2 separate regions of the Homo sapiens genome follow, and region 2 is linked to region 1. The links are chromatin loops, found by intact Hi-C in ENCODE. Cell type or tissue: PC-9. All regions are shown on one strand.

Region 1 (2,500 bases):
CTGGCCAACATGGTAAAACCCCATCTCTACTCAAAATACAAAAATTAACTGGGCATGGTGGCACACGGCTGTAATCCCCGCTACTCAGGAGGCTGAAGCAGGAGAATGGCTTGAACCTGGGAGGCGGAGGTTGTGGTGAGCCAAGATCACACTAATGCACTCCAGCCTGGGTAATAGAGCAAGACTCCATCTCAAAAAAAAAAAAAAAAAAAAAAAAGCTTTAAGCACAGAAATGATGTGCTCAGATTTATGCTTCGTGAAGAAAAAAAAAAATCCCTCGGCTTCAGTGTAGAGGATGGAGGGGGACCTGTTGGAAGCAGGAAGATTAATTACCTGTGACAATGCAAGAGGCTCTTATGAAATAGAGAATAGAGAACCATGTCAGAGCAAAATTTCTATCCATAAGGTCCATTCCTTCTGTTGTCTGGGTAACAAAGACAATCCCTTGGTATATCATCTACCATGTTTGGGTAAAGCATGACACAGGACCTACGAGCACAGGATTTCTTTTGTTGCTCAGAGAAGGCAAGAATTGCCATGAGGCGTGACCCAAGATCACAGGATAAGGAATGCACACACTTTGACTTCCCAATCTGGCTTTGACTGGGTCTGTGACTTGGACTTGGGTATCAGTTCTCCCATCTCAAAGTGAGGAGACTAAACTAAATTGTTCCTTAAGTTTCTTCCAGCTCTGAAATCAATAACGTAATAGCTTAATGAGCTGGCTTTAGAATTATATATGAATCTGAATTCTCTCTGCCACTTCTGGCTGCATGACGTTGGGCAAGTGACTTAAACACTCTATGGCTAAGTTTAAAATGGGGGTAGTAAGATTCTTCTTGCAAGGTTGTTGTGGAAACTAAATGTGACACTGTTATGTAAAGCATTTTTAGCACTGTATCTATGTATAATAGATGGCTGTTACTATTATAAACAAAAGTGAAGATAGTTAACCTGGATACTATGAAACAAGGAAACTCATCCCTAGATCATACTATGTCAAGAAACTAGAAAAGTGAATGTGTTAGTGCTTACAAATTCAGCTACACGTGCAGTCTTTTCTGCCTCTTAGGCTAGCCAACAGTACTGGGCTGAGATGGTAGTGCTGACACACTGTGACAGAGCACCCTCTAGTGGCCGTAAGCATTAACATTTTCATTACAATTATTGAAGAACATGGCTTTGTGGACATGCATGCAAACATCGAGGATTTGGGTTTGTTACTCTTAGATAATGCCAATAAAGCGAATAAAGTCTCACTAATTATAGCACTTCTAATAGTAATTCCTTAGTCAACTGTTCCACAAAAATCATGTTCTGGGCATTGATAAGATCTTGCAGTTCTAAAAGAGACAATTACATTTTAAATTAAAACGTATTAACATTTGAATCTCACATAAAATACTAAGTAGTTCTTTATGAGATTGAAAAATAATGTGACATCACTCAAAAGGATGGTGCAGTAGCACTTGGGTTAGGTGGCAGAGCTGGGGTCTTTCTAGGGGCGATCTTGCTACAAACTTGGCTGTGACTTTGGGCAACTTGCTTCATTTTGGGGAACCTGTTTCCTATTAAAATATAGAACTGTAAGCCTGAACAATCCTTTTTCCAGCTTTAAAATTCTCTGAATTAAGGGAGATAGGTTATCCATTTTAATATAGAGCTCTGGTTTCAAAGAAATTTGATGTCAACTTTTCTTCATGAACATGGGGTCTCAAGTACAGTAGTTTAAAGGCCATGCAAAGACAAATTTATACTATTTTAGAAAATCAATCCAAGCCATCTGTAGCAGAGATAGCTAGTCATTAACAACGATTCATATTTCCTTTCCATAATGTAGAATTTTGCAGAAGTACCAGTCCAATCAGGACTCCATTTAGCGGCTCCCTTTGCATTCAGGTGGGAACGTATGTTTAGTTCTTCCCAAAGGAATAGCAAAAACCATATGTATTTCCAAGTAGTTAAGTACCAGGTGCGTAACCCTCCACTCTTCCTCGTTCCCCTTGTCCTCCAAGGGATAACACTAATGTGAAAGGAATCTATTGAAGATGAGCTGCCCAGGAGGGCCACCCAATCAGAAATACCTGCATTGGATTTACTATTTCTTGTACTTTGCCACCTAAATGATTATCATTTAGGTGCCTGAGTTCAAACTGGTTCTGTAACAAGACAGAATATGCCTGTACTACTCTAAGGAAAATTAGCTTATAGGAATAAAAATTTTTCTGCAGATACTAACAAAATTTAAAGGCTGCATAGTTGATCTAGCAACTAAGGTTCTATGACTCTTCTGAGAAGTATTAACTGTGTAAAAGAAAAAATATATTTTTAATAGAAAAATGGAAACAACCTGAAGTTCAACTGAAAACAGATCAAATCAATTAAGACAAATATATACTGCAGAATACTATGTACTTACTGTAAAGGATGAATAGACTTTAGGCACCAACATGGAAAGATGTCCTCAATGAGAATTATAGAAGTTAAAGATATACAGTAT
Region 2 (2,500 bases), 60 kb before region 1:
CAGAAGTGACACAAAGGGACTTCCAAGACTAGGTCACAGGTAACCATTTTGTTTCTGCCTTGGCGTCTTGGCATGCATGCTCTATGGGAAGCCAGCTGCCTTGTGAGAAGTCTGACTACTCTAAGAAGAAGTCCCAGCTAGAGATGACACATGGCAAGAGAGGTGTCCAACCAGCGTCCAGACTTGCAGCCTTCCCAGCCCAGGTAAGTAAAAAAGCCACCTTGGACATCAAGCCCAGTCAAGCCTTTGGATAAGTCCAGCCCCAGGGGCCTCTGACTGCAGCTGCGCTAGACCCCAAGCAAGAACCACCCAGCTGAGTCCAGTCAACACGAACCCTGAGAGGTAATAATTGTTGTAAGCCATTAAGGTTTAGGGTGGTTTGTGATGCCACAATAGATAATCAGAAGATACCTGATATTATCCCCATTTTAGATGGGGAACTGAGGCTCAGGGAGATCACGAGGGCTTGTCCAAAGTCATATGGCTAATAAATGCTAGAGCCAGAGCCAAAATCCAGATGTGCTGACATTTATAACTGTTGTTTGGACTCCTTTCTGCTCTGTCATTACCATCCTCTCCCATGCCCTGGGCCCAGAAAGGTTGGGGAGGGAGGGAGCCAGCCATCTGAGTCTTTTTGCCAGCCCAAAGGAGAGGTCTACTCATGCCATTTATAGCAGCCCAGTTCTCAGGGGGGTTAGAGAAGTGTGTCCCCTCCAGCATCCTGATGCCCAAAGGGTACTCCCTTCTGGCATGTCCTCATGTTCTTCCTCTCTCTATTCAAGTCCTTCTGTCAACCAGCTGTCCCCTTGGGAATGAAGAAACGCACATTTACTGAGCATCATCTGCCTAAGCATTTTTACATGATGTTAGCTCATATAATCCATATGGCATGAATACCAAGTAGATACTGCCACAATTGGTGGGAAACTGAGGCTCAGAGGGGAAGATCTTTGCCCAGACTCACACAGCAAGTGAGTTTCAGAGCCTGGATTCCAACCCAGATTTCTCTATTCTACCATCTGCATTCCTTCCACTGGAAGATGGGGCTAATGTTATGCAGACATGCCACCAGAGCATCTGATGTGACACAGGTTCTCAGTGTATGCCACATTCCCTTCCTTTTCCCTCCCTCTATTTCTGCTCCATCCCAGAGAAATTCAGAACCTGCCAAAAGGCAAGAGAAGTCCTTGAGTAGAAAAATAAGACTCAACAATTATTGAACTCTCTGTGATATAGGCTCAAGGATTATCTTATTCTCACAAATACACTGTGAATTTAGGTGCTGTTATTAGCTCCACTTTCCATCTGATGAAGTCAAGGCTTAGACAGATAAGAAACTTGCCCAAGATCCTACAGCTAGTAAGGGATGGATTCAAGATCGAAACCCTGGTGTTTTTGTCTCTGAAGTTCATGCTCTTAAACAGCAAAGCCTACCTCAGCCCCTGAACTGGGAGCTCCCATGCCAGCTGCATGCCTGGCAGCCTGCCTGATAGAGCAGGACTGGGCAGGCTGATTAATGAGGGGAACGACCTGGGGAAGGAATGAGGTCACATTCCAGGAGGCTGAGGCAAGGCTGTTCACGAATCACTTCAAAATACTCACTCTCTTGGAAAAATACTAGCAGGGTTGGATACTCATGCCAAATAAGAAAACTAGATATACAAAATGGATATTAGGACTGAGCATAGTATTCAACCTTCCAGGGCCATAGGCCTAAAGGGGACCAATTGCTCAGCCATGGGTCATAGCCTTCCAAGGACTCGTTCATGTCCTGCCCCCTTCCCATACCTATCCCTGGTCTCCAGAAGATCAGATGGCCTTCCCTCTGACTTCCACCCCTCTTTGTATGTGACTTAAGCACATAACATGTGCTTGAATTATTAATAAATTCATTGGCTTTAAAGATATTTTTTGGGCACCGACTTGATGTCAGGCACTGTGCTAGGAGTAGTGAATATGACATATTAGTTACCCCCTTGGCCCTTACAATCTAGTGAGGAAGGTAGACATTAAACTGGAGATGAACATTTTGATAGGATAGGGTGCTATAGGAACTAACATTCTTCCTTTCTTCTTTCCCTTCCCCATTCCTCCCTTCTTTCCCTTCCCCATTCCTCCCTTTTTCTATTATCTCCTTCCTTCCAGAAATACTTATTAAGAACCTACTATGTGCTAGTATCAGTCGAGGTGCTAGAGAAGAAAGCAGTGAACAACAGAGATGCTTGCCCCCTTGGAGCTTATATCCCAGTGATGACTGGGGAATTTGACTTGGGATAGGAACAACTTGTGAAGGAACTTGTGAGCCATGCCAGAGTTTGAACTTTATCTGGTTGGTAAAAGAGAACCTAAAATTGAATTTAGGCAAGGGAATAGTCTGAGCAGATTTGTGTTTCAGAAAAATCGCAGGAAAACTATATGGAGGATGAGTGGCAGGAGGTGAGACTGGAAGCAGCAAGATCAGATTGGAGGTTGCTGGGAGACCATGAGAGAGACAGGTTGG

What was found. A loop is a pair of places that touch in the nucleus more often than their neighbours do. Peaks named below come from ENCODE experiments on the same cell type or tissue, not always from the same donor. Only the 100,000 strongest peaks of a DNase experiment are listed, where the experiment ranks them.
Region 2: a loop joins it to region 1, with 5 times the contacts of the local background. A loop is called at or near these places in 8 of 110 quality-filtered maps.

The regions. Positions count from the first base shown.
Region 1 is chr1:58,651,651-58,654,150 of GRCh38, forward strand. No RefSeq gene overlaps it. Among named protein-coding and RNA genes, the nearest start is that of MYSM1, 47 kb to the right of the region's middle. RefSeq lists an enhancer at 987-1,281. In PC-9, CTCF peaks have their summits at 1,117 (motif pointing left) and 1,321; a DNase peak (open chromatin) is centred at 1,111; H3K27ac peaks cover 1,421 bases.
Region 2 is chr1:58,591,206-58,593,705 of GRCh38, forward strand. No RefSeq gene overlaps it. Among named protein-coding and RNA genes, the nearest start is that of TACSTD2, 15 kb to the left of the region's middle. RefSeq lists an enhancer at 1,372-1,666. In PC-9, no CTCF peak of the experiment used is centred here; a DNase peak (open chromatin) is centred at 1,526; H3K27ac peaks cover 1,714 bases.